Regions from separate parts of the Homo sapiens genome. Here region 2 is linked to region 1. A link is an interaction called in ENCODE POLR2A ChIA-PET data of the cell type or tissue named here. Cell type or tissue: PC-9. All regions are shown on one strand. Each heading gives the region's core, and the rest is flanking DNA. Links, peaks and the distances in the headings are about the cores only.

What was found. Peaks named below come from ENCODE experiments on the same cell type or tissue, not always from the same donor. Only the 100,000 strongest peaks of a DNase experiment are listed, where the experiment ranks them.
Region 2: POLR2A ChIA-PET joins it to region 1 with 5 read pairs; 4 of 35 experiments call an interaction of 5 or more read pairs at or near these places.

The regions. Positions count from the first base shown.
Region 1 is chr12:27,743,981-27,752,632 of GRCh38, reverse strand. The region is part of intron 7 of MRPS35 (mitochondrial ribosomal protein S35); the gene reads right to left. Among named protein-coding and RNA genes, the nearest start is that of KLHL42, 32 kb to the left of the region's middle. RefSeq lists an enhancer at 739-1,513. In PC-9, for the core only: no CTCF peak of the experiment used is centred there; DNase peaks (open chromatin) are centred at 4,352 and 4,942; H3K27ac peaks cover 4,269 bases.
Region 2 is chr12:27,914,796-27,923,447 of GRCh38, reverse strand. No RefSeq gene overlaps it. Among named protein-coding and RNA genes, the nearest start is that of PTHLH, 54 kb to the left of the region's middle. In PC-9, for the core only: no CTCF peak of the experiment used is centred there; a DNase peak (open chromatin) is centred at 807.

The sequences.
Region 1 (8,652 bases), core at 77-8,076:
TCACAATTCAAACTTACAGGGTAAAATATACTTAATCTAAAAAACCGACAAATACATTTTATAAAGCGTTAAGTAAAACGGTCACTCCATCTCATTCCTGACTCAACTGCCTGACTGCTAGAAGACAGGCAATTAAGAGACTTAACTATTTAGTATTTTTAAGTTTCACATGTTTTATCTGAATTTTCTTAACGGCTTCAAAATAGATGCTTACGCAGAGGAATTAATCAAAGTAAATCCACTAATAATTCCCACATTTCATGTCTCTTCCCCTTACATTTGGTGTATATAATTATACACTGGTTTGCCAAGATGTATTACAGGTATGCCAAGATATTGATTCCCTCAGCCCTTGCAGCCAGGTGAGCCTCGAATACTGGCAGCAGAATGAAGCACCCTCCTCCTTCATTCATCTCAGGTGTGATCAAAGCTTACCTACCGCCAGGCTCAACTCCTGTGCTCAAAGGACCCTCCTGCCTCAGCCTCCTGATTAGCTGGACTATGACTAAGGTGCACGCTATCATGCCCAGCTAATTTTATTTTATTTTTTTTTTTGTAGAGACAGGGTCTTGCTATGTTGCCTAAGGCTGGTCTTAAACTCCTGGCCTAGAGCAATCCTCCTGCCCCAGCCTCTCAAGGTGCTGGGATTACAGGGTGTAAGCCACCGCACCTGGCCAGTAAATAATTTTCTAAGTGTGTAATCACATGAAAAGGTACATGGAGGTAGGCCAAGGTGGATATCCAGGCCTGCATGACTCAGCGAGTTTGGCGTGCAGGCGCACACCCCCACTTGTTATATAACCTGTTTGTGTAAGTACATCCTTGGCTCTGAGCCACTGTTGTCTGTAAAAGGTATAATTGCCCTGCTACCGTTGTACAGGCGCTCTTGGGGCGCAGCCTGGCTCAACATGGCTCTTGTGCAGGCACTGGTGCCCAGAGAAAGAGAGACAGCCAAAGCTGTCCGTCTGGACAGGAGGGAGCCAGGACACAGCTCGGCTTGCACATGCCCAGATAAAGGGTTAAGCTGCTGACCCTGAAGGCAGGGGAGAGCCTTCTGGGAAGCCGCAGGCATGGGGGTCGCGGGAGCCACACAGCCGGAGCAAACCGCCGAGATAAAGGTGGACAGTGTAAGAAAAGCTGTTCATAAGAGAGCTAGTGTAAGAAAGCTGTTAATTTGAGCTGCTGCTGAATAAAACTATCTTTCACCTGCCTACAGCCCCCCAGGTGTTCTTTCTGCTCATCCACCCACGCCCCTCGGACTTCAGCATGGGCTGGACCCAGACCCCGGGATCTGACAAAAAGGACAGGAATCCCTGCACTATGGAATAATGTATATTTATAGAAGAAAATCACTATGGTTTAAAGTCATTAGTAAGGAAAACAAACTACATTCTGTAAAAGGCCTGGCTTCCTATCCTGTACTGAAAACAATGCAGTGTTCAGCCTCAGTTGCAAACTAAACAAAATTCACATTTTCTTTTTTCTTTTCCTTTTTCTTTTCTTTTCTTTTTTTTTTTTTTTTTTTTTTTTGAGATGGAGTCTCACTCTGTCACCCAGGCTGAAGTGCAGTGCCATGATCTCGTCTCACTGCAACCTCCGCCTCCTGGGTTCAAGCAATTCTCCCGCCTCAGCCCCCCAAGTAGCTGGGATTACAGGCGCCAACTACCACGCCCAGCTAATTTTTGTATTTTTAGTAGAGATGGGATTTCACCATGTTGGCCAGGCTGCTCTTGAACTCCTGACCTCAGGTGATCTGCCAGTCTCGGCCTCCCAAAGTGCTGGGATTACAGGCATGAGCCACTGCACCTGGCCTTCTTTTTTCTTTTTTGAAACAGGGTCTCCCTCTGTCACTTAGGCTGGAGCACAGTGGCACTATCTTGGCTTACTGCAGCCTCAACTTCCTAAGCTCATGCAATCCCCTTGCCTCAGCCTCCGGAGTAGCTGGGACTACCAGAGAGTACCACCATGCCCTGCTAATGTTTGCATTTTTTTTGTAGAGACGGGGTTTTGCCATGTTGCCCAGGCTGTTCTCAAACTCCTGGGCTCAAGTGATCCACCTGCCTTGGCCTCCCAAAATGTTAGGATTACAGGTGTGAGCCACTGTGCCCAGCCAATTCACATTTTCTATATGGTCTAGCTTTAGGATCCAAACTCTGCACAGCTGAATAAGAATTCCAAGATAATGACAGTAACAATCCCAACAAATTGAATACTTAATTATATATCAGGTATCTCAAATGCTTATGTATATTATTACATACAATTGTTGTTAAGATTTACTGGGATAGATTTTAAGAATTACATAGATAAGAAAACTGAGTATTATGGAAGTTAAACAAAGGTCCACAATCTATTGGGGGATTTCAGATTTCAGAAATTTTTGTATTTTAGAAAGTGAATTATGGTGCATATATATTTTTTAACACCTCTAGAGAGGGGCCTATAGCAGCATCACCTAATCCAACACATAATTTTTAATGCAACATACATGAATATTTACACTAAATGGAATGAACAAAATATAAATAGCCTCTCATCTATTCAGGTCACATGTTTGTCACCAAATAAGTTACGGAAAGACTAACAATTTCTAAAGCTTTTTGGGTTTCTAAATTACAGATGCAGGGCTGAGGCAGCTAAGTTTTGCTCAAGGTCATCCAGGAAGTTTGTATAAGATGGTATTTACCATGAGCTTTGGTATTTCCCAGACCTAAGTTTAAATCCTAACTTTCATCATTTATTATTGTAATAGGTGAGTTCCTTGAACTTGTATCTCTGTAAGAACCGACTTCACAGGGCTGTTCTGAAGATTAAAAGAGGTAAGGAATATCCATGTACTTAGAGGACCTGGCTCATAGTAAACATTACATAAATGTTGTTGTTAATAATACAACTTCAAAGAGGAGTGGGTTTCAAACCCACATTTCCCCACCTCTAAAACCTATGTACCTATGCCAAGGATTTGAGGCGAAGCATTGGGAGTAAGGGGTTCCACAAACCTGCAGAATGGCTTCAAAATGTACATGACATGTATTCCACCACCACTATGAAGCAGTAAACTAAAACTTCGAAGGTAAATGTAAATACACAACTGTCCAAATGTTTCACTATATTATTCCCACTCACAAAATCATATAGTGATATTTACAAAATTAGATAAAATATACAGAAACAAGAGGTCTTTATTTCTTTGTCACTGACTCCATACTATTTGCAAATAAGCAGTATCTTTCCAAGATGTTTAATTAAAAATAACAATTTTGAAATGTTTATGTATATGTGACTTAAAATGGCTTTTTTTTTGGTAAGTTTCCTTAACACTTTTAACTTCCTGGTCTTTTAGCGAAAGTTCAGTGTCATATTAAAAATAGGAGGTTAATACTAATGGAATAATAATCCAGAATTGAATTCTGATATAGTATCAGCAGGTTGCAATTTTAAATACATCTTCATAGAAAAGATGGAAATTACTAAAAAGTAGAAGAAAAAAAAAATCATCCATAATTCTGTTACCCAAAGATGGCCCATTAACACTGGTAACACTTGGTGTACATCTTAAATCCGTTTTTTAAAACCCTGCTATGATTACATTTTATTTACAATTTTGTGCCCTGACTTATAGTTCACTATCAATTCCTTTTCAAAGAGGTGGAGTCTCACTATGTTGCCCATGCTGGCCTTGAACTCCTGGGCTCAAGTGATTCTCCCACCTCACCTCTCAAGTAGGTGGAATTAGAGACGGGTACCACCATGCCTGGCTCCTACTATCAACATTTTAGCTCCTAAAACCACACCCAGCATTGAAGTCATTAGCTGTTTCAGTTTTTTTTTGTAGCCAGAAGGCTAAGGTGGGAGGATTGCTTGAGCCCAAGAGGCTGAGGTTGCTGTGAGCCGAGATTACACCACTGCACTCCAGCCTGGGTGACAGGGCCAGACCTTGTCACACAAAAAAAATTTATTTTATTGAAGTGTAGTTGGAATATATTAATTTTAAAGCACAAACAACAGCATATTCAAATTACTGGGGGCAATTAAAAATACCATTTTAAGCTCAAACTGATCATCACTTAGGCAAAGAATTCAATTAATTTGTCGACTCCTATTTTAATGCTTTGACCATTAAATATTTACAATTTCACCATTTAATTTATAAATATGGATCACACACACACACACACACACACACACACACACCACTTTTCTTTTTCTTCCTGCCTGCAATGAGAATCTGCCCTGACCCCCAACCCCTGAAGAAGCAATTTTCCATTCCATGTGATCCTGTTCTCTTTTCCAGTTGGCTCCATTATTCATTTACTTATTCATTCAATAAATATTTATTGCACAACTATTCTGCCAGGCATAGTGTTCTCTGGGAACATTCAGTCTAATGAGAGACTTGAAGTTGACTGTGAGCCAGTCAGATGAATATTGTGATCCCCGTAGAGGAGAAGCATCCACAAAGGCCTTGAAGCCGGAAAGGGCTTAACACAATCGAGGAAATGAATGAAGGCCAATGAGAAGGAAGTGGCATGGGCTGAGGCTGAAAAACTGTTGGAACACTCACTACATGCCAGGCACTATTCTAAGTGCCTTACAGGTATTAACTCATTTAATTCTCACAACAAACCTAGGAGTGAGTTAGTACTATTATCACCTGTTTTACAGATCAGGCAGCTGAAGCCCAGAGCAACTGAATAATTTGCCCAAAACCACACTGCTCGTTAGTGTTAGAACAACATGTTCTAAGGAACCTCGAGGCATGATAAAAGGAGTAACAAAAAATATAATAACATAACTTGAACCTCTTTTTTTTTCCTTGTATGAATGTAATACAAAGAAAAACATAATAGCTAATTCATGCAAGGGTCAATGTATTCTGTTGTAACAGAAGGCAAAGAAATATCTGCTCCACTGAACACACAAGCCTGTCACCTCCTACCTTCTTATTTACAACTCTCTTTGCCTAGGACATGAATCATAGTAATATTCCACTACTCATGATTACAAGTAAGGCCTTGTGCTGTATGAGAGAAAACAGTTTAACCATTTTTTAAAATCCCAAGCAATTTGAAAATCATAAAAAATACGAAGAGGCAAATATTCATAAAAAGTGAAAAAAGAATTACTGTCAATTCTTTCAGCTACCAAAGCTAAATTTTTAACTATGTCAAAGAATTCAATTAAGTTTTAAAAAACATTTACTGAATGCAAATTTACTGAATGCAATATAAAGATGAATGAATATATACTCCTTGTCCTCAGTGATCTCACAGTCTAATGGGGTGAGCAGACACGTATACAGGCAATTATATGTAATAAAAGGAATGTTAACTAGAGGAGGGAAAACAGATGGGCAGGAAACAGAGATGTTACAACTGAGGTGTATTAAAAGATTCATATGAATTTGCAAGGCTGATCAATTTGAAAAAAGAATTATACGCAAAGAGAATAACATATGCAAAGTTATGAAAGAACATATTATGTTCATTATGGCTAAAGTACAGGCTATATAATGTATATTTCCTGAGTGCTGGTAATGAGGTGGCAAATTGCTGTGAATGTCATGCTAAGGAGTTCAGACTTTATCCTAAGTAATGGGAAACCACTGAAGGATTTTGTAAAGGAATATGGTACAAGAGACTTGTTTTTTTGAACAATTACTCTAACAGTAATATAGAAGGTAGATGAGACAGGGAAATCAATTAGAAGCCTATTGTAGTTTTCAGGTAAATGATGATGAAAACTTATACTAGACTGTAGCGGTAGGGATAAAAAGGGGGAAACAGCTTTAACTGATATTTAAAAGCGAAAACCGAAAGACTTGGTAACTTATTTGGTATCAGGAGAGAGGGAAGAAAACTGTAACTCTCAAATTTATTACTTCAGCCACTGGGTGGGGAAGGAGAACCTGAGTTTTTCTTAAAGGTCTTTTAAGTATATAATAAAATGAAGTCCTGCCTGAAGGCAAAAAGGTATGAGCTTGTCACCTTCTGTGTAGCACCATCCCACTCAGGGATCTAGAACACTGCCTATTGTCTATCACATCAAGTCTAAATTCCTATTTATGGACAACAGAAAAATCCCTCCATTTCCTTGCCTGCCCCTTTCATTCTAATTACCACCCCTTACCCTCAAGCTCTGATATTAGATATAGGTTGAGTATCCCTTATCCAAAATGCTTAGGATCAGAAGTGTTTCAGATTTCGATATTTTAAAGGATTTTAGAATATCTGCATTATACTGACTGGTTGAGCATTCCAAATCTGAAATGTGAAACGCTCTTTTGAGCATCATGTCAGTGCTCAAAAGTTGCAGATTTTGGAGCATTTCAGATACCAGATTTTCAAATTAGGGATACTCAAACTTACATGTACAAAAACTGTCTTAAAAAAGACAAGCCAACCTAATCAATTTCCTTATTTACAACACTCAAAGACTGGAGAAATTATTCACAATCAGAGCTCAGCACCAGAATCACCTGTGGAGCTTTTAAAACTATCAAAACCTGGGTCTCACAGCTAGAGATTCTGATTCTGCAGGGCCTAAGCATCTGTAGTTTTAAAAGCTTCCACATAAATCATGCTGCTATAAAGACACATGCACACATATGTTTACTGTGGCACTATTCACAATAGCAAAGACTTGGAACCAAGCCAAATGTCCAACAATGATAGACTGCATTAAGAAAATGTGGCACATATACACCACGGAATACTATGCAGCCATAAAAAATGATGAGTTCATGTCCTTTGTAGGGACATGGATGAAGCTGGAAACCATCATTCTCAGCAAACTATTGCAAGGACAAAAAACCAAACACTGCATGTTCTCACTCATAGGTGGGAATTGAACAATGAGAACACAGGGACACAGGAAAGGGAACATCACACACTGGGGCCTGTTGTGGGGGGCAGGGGGAAGGGATAGCATTAGGAGATATACCTAATGTTAAATGACGAGTTAATGGGTGCAGCACACCAACATGGCACATGTATAAATATGTAACTAACCTGCATGTTGTGCACATGTACCCTAAAACTTAAAGTATAATTTAAAAAAAAAAAGCTTCCCAGGTGGCACTGATACAACCCCCAGCTGAAAACAGGTTATGGAGATAGATGAATTTTCAATTAGTCAGTTGTTCATTTTGAAAGGAGAGTAAACTAGCAGTTAAAGTCAGATTTGATTTCATCTCTTATTTCATAACATTTTGAAAGTCAAAGTTGAATAAAACTAAATAATATGATAGCATGGAAAGAATATGATACACTGAAGCTGCAGTTCAGGTCTGAGTTCCTCCACTAAAAAGCTCTGTAACCTTGGGCAAAGTACCTGACCTTTCCTCTAAATCTTAATTTCTCAGTGTATAAAATGAAAAGGCTATAATAAGATAAGCTGTTTGATTCTTCACCTTCAAAGTTAGCCCTAATTTAAAAGGGATGGCTGCACTAAATGCTTTGTGTTAAAAAAAAGAAAAAAGACAAAGTATTTTGAAGCACTTTTAAAAGATGGAACATGCTGGGGGTGTGGTGGCACACCTGTAGTCCTACTTGGGAGGCTGAGGCGGGAGGATCACTTGAGCCTGGGAGGCAGAGTCTGCAGTGAGCCGAGATCACGCCACTGCACTCCAGTCTGGGCGAAAGAGTGAGACCCCGCCTCACTGTGTGTTGTGGGGGAGAGATGGAACAACTAATTTACCCCTTTTTTCGTGTCCTTTTTATGTTAATGCAAGGTGATCATTGAAGCAGCACAGAGTTAAAAAAAACAAAGTCAGAGACAGAGACCCAGTTAACTCTCAGAGCAACATCACAGGTCCACTTTTTAGAACAAAGGCCAGATGTATTTGTCTGAAATCAAGTAAAACTGTGGCACGTAGTTACACTTTACCATTACTGGCCAACCACTAATGCTCGGACTCATGGGAGTTCAATGCATGTGTGTAGTTAGTTGTTTAACAAACACTGTAACATCAGTAAGTTTATGCAAAAAGTGCTAAATAAAAACATACGCTTCATGTTAAAGAGATGCGTCTTGCCAGGAAGAGCCAGTTTTTTTTAGAATATAGATTCTATTAACATTGTCAACTGTAAATTTGCATCATGAACTGAACTCACAGAAGCAAGTATTTGTGGAGAACTTACAAAGTAATGTAAAATTCAAATACTTTTTAAAATACTTCCTAATTTTTTTTTTGTATTTTTAGTAGAGATGAGGTTTTGCTGTGTTGGCCAGGCTGGTCTCCAACTCCAGGCCTCAAGTGATCCGCCTGCCTCGGCCTCCCAAACTGCTGGGATTACAGGTGTGAGCCACCGCGCCCAGCCTCAATAGCTGCTATGAAACATTTAGTATTCTTACCTAGCACTGACCTAGATAGTTTGAAGTACAAACTACAATAGGTCAGATCCCTGCTAATGAGGCCCTAAAGTTAGAAAAACAAAACATACATGGAACAATCCATGACTAAGACAACTAACTGCAGTCAGGTGTTCTAGTGACCAGCATAGAAATTAAAATAAGACATAATAACTTAATATCTATACAAAGCAGAAGTCAGACAAAGAGTAACAGCCTCAAAGCAGGTCGAAGTCTTGAAAGATACATAAGAAATGAAGAAGTAGAGAAGAATTAAAAATGAAATGGTAAATTATAGAA
Region 2 (8,652 bases), core at 470-8,469, 170 kb before region 1:
CATGGAAGTAGAAACCATTTTCATTAGATTAATTAATGGGCACTGATTTTTTAAATTGCATATATAATACTGAAGCCCATGGTATGACGGTCAGATCCTGGGTGTGCCCTCTCTTGAACTCTCCCTATTCAGACATTATCAGCCTTTCCCTGAGTCCTCAAAGCTAACAGGCAGTGGCTCCTCTGCCCATGATCCCACTGCTGAAGGGACCTCAGAAATCATATATCTTCATGTTTGGCATCCTGGTCTGTTTGCTCCAGAGTTTCTAGGTCAAAAGTGCTGCATAGGATCTAGAAAGAGGGGAAGGAAGTAATCACCTTCCCAGAGAGGGAGGCTGGCTGCCAGAACCTTCTCTTGGCTCTAGCTCCACCCTGGTCATTAAGCCATGTCAGCCTCTTTACCCTGTTCCCACCTGCAGGCCCTGGCACACTGTTTCAGGTGCTGCATTTTGCCTTGGCAAGAGGCACATATGAGGCTTCTTGGCTGAGGTACTTGTCTTGGTTTCAAGACATCCCTGCTGCTGGTTCCTGCTGTCTTGTTCCTGACCCTCTCTCCCCACTCCATTTAGCCTTCACCTCATGAACCCAGAGTTTCCTGGCTTCTGCCTAAGTCCTGGCTCCAAGTTCTATCATGCTTGCCAAATTCTGGGCACTTCCAAATCCAGCCAAGTGCCTTGTCTGGCCCTGAGCTTTCCTCCCAGGCTTCCCCTGGCTCTTCTAGTCTTGATTCTCAATCTCTGACTCATTGCCTCTCAGTCCTTGATAGCTCTGGTTTAATACCTACTCACCAAGCAGCCAAGATCTTACATATGCCCTGCAGTGATATTTTGTAAGAAATCTAGCGTCATGACCTTTCTTATTATACTTAGGATTAGCCTAAAGGTGATGCTAAGAGTTTTTGTTGTGGTTAAAAGAAAAAAAAGGCAGGGGAAGCAGATCCCCAGACCTTGAGGTCTTTCTAGGGAAAGCCTTCCCATCGTCTCTCCTCCCCTTCCTTCCTCTTAAAGGAACTGTCATTTTAGAGCAACCAGGCATAAGAATTTAGGACAAAATCCATTGGCACCATCTTTCAGGCCTCCAGACTTCATCACCACCACCTCCACAATCACCATCGATAATTTCAATGTTTTAAATGTGACTTTTATTCACTCTCTTGATACAAATTTACTAATTCTTTGATTCATTTAACATAGATTCTTGATGTTTTAAAATATGTAACTCATGGCATAAAATCATATGTTTAAAAAGAACATTTCATTGACGAACAACAGAAATTGTCACTGAACTAATGCTTGATTGAAATTGGGAAATACTAATATTAAGATATATGAGCACTTCCAAAAAGCAACACAGGCATTCCACCTAACAGAGTAAAAAGTGCACTATATACTCCATGCCAGGACACAGCTTAGCTGTAGAGAAGTGCTTCCCAAACCTTTTAATGTCCTGAAACACCTAGAAAATGGCAATATTATGAAGTATATTGGAGTAAATATAGAAGGCTACTCGCAGCAGGACATAATTTTCAAGGCGTTCAGTTTCCCCAGACCCTGGCCAGACACCTCAAGAGCTGAGGGTGTCAATATCTCAGCACATCTGTTACCCATTTGTGGCCCATCAGAGGCTTATGGCACACTGGTAAGCTCTGACTGACCGTAATCGTCTTTCATTCAAAGAGTTTGAGTTCCTACAAATATTTTGAGTGACTGTGCCAGCCACTGTTCTAGGAACTTGGGATGCATCACTAAGCAAACCAGAGAAAGATCCCTGCCTCCATGAGCTTTTGATCTAATGGGAGGAAACATCATAAACATGTGTTAAGCACAATAAATGAGTAGGTGCCGTGGCAGTTAGAAGGGGTAAGTGTTATGGAACAAAGACCCAGAGTGGGGCAAGGGGATTGGAAGTGGGGAGGACAGGGCAGATTTGTTGCTGGATTAAATAGGATGCTCCCAGTAGGCCTCATTGAGAAAGTGATCAAAGACTTAAAGAGGGTGAGGATATTAGCCAACCAGACATCTGAGGCAAGAGCATTCTCTGCAGTGGGAATGGCCAGAGCAAAGATGCTGAGGTGGGAAGAGTGTGCAGGGGGCCCAGAAATAGCAAGGAAGCCAGGCTGACTGGAGATAAGAGTGTGGCAGGGAGAAGCAGGGCCCAGGTCACAGAGGCAACAAAAGGCCTCCGCTTGCTGATGAAAAGTATTCTCAGTCTCACGCAGCAGATCCCAAAAAGGCAGGCTCCGGGCTACCCTCTCCCTGCTGTCATTCCTGTTAGGACACTAGAAGAAACTATAGAATGGGTGATTTGTTTGTAATAAAAGAGGGGTGAGAAGGAAAGCAGCAAAGCATGAAGGACTTAGAAACTGAGACCATCTTACCGAGCCGAATGCATATATTCAAGATGCTTTATGGTGGAGGTTGTCTGGCTCCGACCATCAAGGAGGAGGTGGCTGTTACCCTCACCCACTGTGATGAAGGTTGATTCATCCACTAATAATGCCCCATCCAACCCTGTGACAGACCTTCTCTGGTCCCTGAGGGGCCAGCTCCACTGGATAAGGGGACTCCTGGCATGACAGGAGCAGGTGGACAGTTATATCACATACAGAAGGAAACAGGAACCAAGGCTGAGGTGTCCCGACACAACTGGGAGGAAATCCCATGCAGCAAGCTACTATTTCTGAGCTTCTGCTCCCTGAGCCTAAGCTTCATGTTCTTCAGTAGAAGGACATACGCCTTCAGAATTATGACTGGAAGTCAATGGTTTACTTTCTTGAAAGGTGAAAATAAACTTCACCTTACATACTCTTCTGCTGTTGACTCTAGTGTTCTCTCCTAAGATCAGGAACAATTCTCCAGCTCAGTGTTCAGCCACCCAAAGTCATAGTTCTCTCATCCTTAAGGAAAGAGAGAGTGCTGAAATAGCGGGGACAGGGCATAGGAGATTCTTCTCCCCAGTGGGAAACCAAGTGTTAGATGATGAAATCAGGTCAGGTTTCTGTCACTCAATTCAGAGGAGCCAAATGTCTCTGAGCAGCAAGTCATCACAAGAATACAACATTAATTTCTGCTCCGGGCCTGGTGTCTCCCTGTCTGCAGCATCTAGGAAGGAGGCATGATGCTTACAGCATTTATATTTTCCATGCTGTGGTGAGTTTGGAAACTTCACCCAGCTCAAGACAGAATAAATTTACTCCAGCACAAATCTCTAGATCATTTCTCCTTCAAATGTGGGAAAACAGCACTGAGAAGGTGGAAAGTGTGGAGCACATCATAAATCTAGGGACACAGGAACTCAGAAAGCTGCATGAGGCACATAAAGGAAGCACTGTGCTTTAATATTATTTTCTGTTTAAAATCGACATGTGTGGTTTCGGACAAAGGCCTTTTAGTGTGGAGGAGAGAAGGTTCAGTGTTTCTCCTTTTGAAAAAGCAGAGGAGTGTCTGGGAGAGACAGTGAAGAGATGTGCTCTGGGGTAGACTCTGAAGGAAACTAAAAATAAAACAACAGTACTTTCGAATAACTGCCCTTAGGAAATACAACCACGTAGCCGGCTTCCCAGGATGTGAGCATGTGTCTTCGCGTGCCAGTGATTTCTGTCTCAGTGTGTTACATTTGAATGGGAACAGGTGTTTACTGATGAAACCCCCAAGTTCAGTCCATGCAGCAGGGATTAAACTATCATTAAAAATGTCCCTCTCCCTGTGGATCCCTCTCTCCAGCATAGGAGAGATGAACAGAGCCCCACATTTTCTTTGAAATGTTTGTCATTGAGTATTTTGTTATGTAAAGGTCCAGAGGTGTGGTGGATCAGAGCCAGACTGCCCCACATTGCCTGGGTTTGAATACTTACTCGGCTGCATATGGTAACACCTGTGCAGTCTTAAGGGAGTGGATTAATTTCACTATGCCTGTTTTCTCCTCTGTAAAATGAAATTGAGTAGAATGCCTACCTCTTTGGGTTCCTGCTGGGATTAAATTAGTTAATATGTGAAAAACACTTAGCATCTCCGGACTCATAGGGCTATACCATGTTTGCTATTCTTATCCAATTCTTCCTCTTCAGTAGCCTGGCCTTGAACACTAAACCTAGCATCTTGGCTTTTTTTTTTTTTTTTTTTTTTTTTGAGACAGCAGAGTCTTGCTCTGTTGCCCAGGCTGGAGTGCAGTGGTACAATCTCGGCTCACTGCAAGTTCCACCTCCTGGGTTCACGCCATTCTCCTGCCTCAGCTTCCGGAGTAGCTGGGACTACAGATGCCCGCCACCACGCCTGGCTAATTTTTTTGTATTTTTAGTAGAGAGGGGTTTCACCGTGTTAGCCAGGATGGTCTCGATCTCCTGACCTCGTGATCCGCCCACCTCTGCCTCCCAGAGTGCTGGGATTACAAGCGTGAGCCACCGCACCTGGCCGGCTATTTTTAGAAAAGGAGGAGCAATGCTCTCAACAAACCTCAGCAAAATGATTAAAATGGACGTAGTTTGAATCTTCTTCGTCCTCACTGGAATCTACTTATTTCTTAACTCTGGTGGCCACTTTGGGTTTTGGCCCCTCAGCATCCATCATCTCTCCTTTTGGTCATAGCGCCCTGATTTTGCTTTGGGGAACTCCCCTCTGCTCTTGGATATCTACTGCTTGGGCTCCCCTTCAGTGGGCCCAGGACTAGACAACCCCAAGCAAGCCCCCTCTCACCAGTGGAAGGGTGGGCCTGTGAGCCAAGCTTGGCTCATTGTATTCTCTCATTGAAATTTGTATCTTGAGCAGAAGGGATCAGATATTGGGGGGAATACTGACAGTATTTTTATCAGGCTGCAGTGCCCCAAGGAGCATGTGCCTAAGTTCCCGCTGTCCTGACACCCAAAGCTGCCCCTGTTCTTGGCCCATCTAGGACTCCAGTCTTTAGCATTTCCATTGAGTCCTGCAGATCCTTTTAATAAACTCCTTTCCCCTGTGTTAGTCAGAGTGTGTCTCTTTTTTCACAACCAAAGACCCTAACTGATGTAACTCTTGTTTCCTTAGATTATCTTGCTCTTTAAGTATTTGCATTCATATCATTCTACTGCAATCACATCAGTTTGTTGGTGATGATGACTGGGAGTTCTAAGTAGCTGGAAAACAAGCTACAAATAAATAAATACTCCTGTTTCTTTTAGCCAAGCAAAGATTTTTCATTCCTTTTTTTTAATTGACATATACGAATTTTACATATTTATGGGGTACGTAGTGATGTTTTGACATATATAATGTATAGTGAGCAGATCAGGGTAATTATCATATGCATTATCTCAAACATTTATCATTTCTTTGTGTTGGGAACATTCCATTTTCTTCTAGGTATTTGAAGGTATATATTACTGTTAACTACAGTCATCTTACAATGATATAGAATCCTAGAACTTCTTCCTCCTATCTTGCTGTAATTTTGTATCTTTTAACAAATCTCTCCCTATCTCCTCCCCTCCCCCCAGTCCTTTCCAGCCTCTAGATTCCTCTCTCTGTTCTACTTTGTACTTCGGTGAGATTAACTTTGTTTTTTGAGGCGGAGGCTTGCTCTGTCACCCAGGCTGGAGTGCAGTGGCGATCTCAGCTCACTGCAACCTCCACCTCCCAGGTTCAAGTGATTCTCTTGCCTCAGCCTCCCGAGTAGCTGGGATTACAGGCACGTGCCACCATGCCTGGCTAATTTTGTATTTTTAGTAGAGATTGGGTTTCACCACGTTGGCCAGGCTGGTCTCGAACTCCTGACCTCAAGTGATCCATCTGCCTAGGCCTCCCAAAATGCTGGGATTACAGGTATGAGCCACTGCGCCCGCCCTGAGATTAACTTTTTTAGCTCCTGCATATGAGTGAGAGCATGTGATGTTTAACTTTCTGTTCCTAGCTTATTTCACTAAATATAATGTCCTCTGGTTCCATCCATAATGCCATGAATGACAAGATTTCATTCTTTTATATGGGTGAATAGTACTCTATTGTGGATATACAATATTATCTTTAACTATTCATCTCTTTTTGGGCACCGAGGATGATTCCATATCTTGGCTATTGTGAATAGTGCTAAAATAAACATTGGGGTGCAGATATCTCTTTGATACACTGATTTCCTTTCCTTTGGATAAATGCCCAGCAGTGGGGATTGCTGGATCATGTGGTAGTTCTATTTGTAGTTTTTAAAGAAACCTCTATACTGTTCTTCATAGTGGTTGTGCTAGTTTAGCAAAGAGAATGGGGTCAGAGTCCCATCAACAGTAAATAAGACTTCCCTTTTCCTCTGCATCCTCTCCAACATTTGTCGTCTTTTTGTCAATTTTGATAATAGCCATCCTAACTGGGGTGAGATACCTTATCGTGGTTTTCATTTGCATTTCCCTGGTGATTGGTGATACTGAACATCCTTTTCATGTATCTATTGGCCTATTTTTTAATCAGGTTTGGTTTTTTGCTGTTTGAGATCCTTGTATATTCTGGATATTAAGCCCCCATCAGACGAATGTTTTGCAAATATTTTCTCCCATTCTGTAGGTTGTCTTTTCACTCAGTTGTTTCTTTTGCTGTCCAGAAGCTTTTTTAGCTTGAGATAATCCCATTTGCTTATTTTTGCTTTTGATGGCTGTGCTTTGGGGGTTTTATCCATAAAATCTTTGCCCAAACCAATATCCTGAAGCATTTCCCCTATGTTTTCTTCTAGTAGTTTCATGTCTTACATTTAAGTCTCTAATTCATTTGGAGTTGGTTTTTGTATATGGCAATAGGTAGGGGGTCTCGTTTCACTCTTCTGCATATCGATATCCAGTTTTCCCAGCACCATTTATTGAAGAGACTGTCCTTTTATCCATGAATGTTCTTGGTGTTCCTGTCAAAAATTAGTTGGATATAGATACATGGATTAATTCCTAGGTTCTTTATTCTTTTCCATTCTTCCATGTGTCTATTTTTATGCCAGTACCATGCTGTTTGGGTTATTACAGCTTTGTAGTACACTTTGAAGTCTGGTAGTGTGATGCCTCTGGTTCTGTTATTTTTGCTCAGGATTGCTTTGGCTATTCAGGCTCTTTTGTGTTTCATATCAATTTTAAGATTTTTAAAATATTTCTGTGAAAATGTCATTGGTATTTTGATAGGGATTGCATTGAATCTAGATTGCTTTGAGTAGCACATGCACAGATTTTTAAAAGCTGACAGATATTAGGAGGCCATGAAGGTCAAAGAAGATAGACATGTTCGAGAGATAATGAGCTATCCTGGACTCTAGAAGTAGTGATGTTGTAAGTAGAGAAGACCTAGGAGCATGTTGTGGGCAAAAATGAGAAGAAGGTATTAAGGCAAGTACTTGGTAAGAAGAGTTTGGAGAAAGCGTAATACAAAAGCAACCAGAAAGAATAAGGAAGACAAGGAAAGGTAGAAAGTATAAGTAATGAAGAGGAGGGTCAAGGGTGAAAATGGGAACAGTGAGGGCAATTGTTAAAATACAAATGCCACTGGGTGGGAAACTCAGCACTGTTATTTACCTCTCAGTGTTCCCAAGAGTCCAGCAGTCCTTTACCTGCCAGGAAGCTTTGTTAGGAGAGAGGGTGAAGAAAGCACTTTTAACAGTGAGGAGGGGTGTGGAATAAAAGAGAAAGAAAGGGAGTCCAAAGCATATTCTTTGACTTCACATTTTAGCTTTCAGCCAGGCTTATGGGTAAGTGAGGCATGGTGTGGAAAAGGATGATGTGACAAGAGAAAGTGGGTAAAGGAAGGAAAGTGAAAGAAAGGAAAATGGCAGAAAGAAGTAGAAAGAACAGAAGTAGGAAAAGAAGTATGAGAATGGCACCGAGGAACCAGACCATGCCTGTTCACAAAGTACTGCTTGGCCCACTGCTGGGTGAGAGAGCCACTTTTGGAAGGATGGAGCCACTCATTGCCATGCTGTGAAGAGAACAAACCTCCCCATTAATGATTGACCAAGTAACTGCAATAATGGCGGCAGTGAAATATTAGCCATGCTTGGTTCAGTGGAGATTTCTAGAGCACTAGCATTAATATTCTGCTTTTACTCTACTTAGCACTGTCTGAAACCTTAATGTTTCAGAAAACGCATGAGACTTTTGCATTTTCTCCTGGCCTACCAATAGTTTCTCTCAACTTATCTTGGCATAACATCTGAGACAAGGACCCAAAGTGAAGGTTAGAAGAAAAGTAGCCATGCAAACAGCAAGAAACACAGCAAGATTAATTAGAGGATGCAGGGCCCACATCCCATTTTGGTAGGAATCTGGTCCAAATAGGGAGGGCCAAATTGGGCCCCAGGGAGGCCAAAGCTGCCAAGGAACAGATGTTCTTTTATCCTTTTAGTGTAAAGACAAGTCCACCACGTGGAATGACATGAAGCCTGGGCAATGTGGTATTTTTTTTCAGTTATTAATGATATACGCAAATCCAGTTAATCATGCCATTTGAAACTGTTATGTCAATTACAAACTTAATCTTTTTTAAAAAAAATGCTTTTCCATATCACACACATAAAAAGTCTTCCTACTGAATCACAATAGCAGAACAGAGCTCAAGGTAATACTGTCAGCAGCTAGTAGGATCCACTTCACTTCCTAACAATGGTAAGGTGCTTTAGTGCAGGTACTAAGACAGAAGTTAGAAACAGCACAGTCTGGAAATAT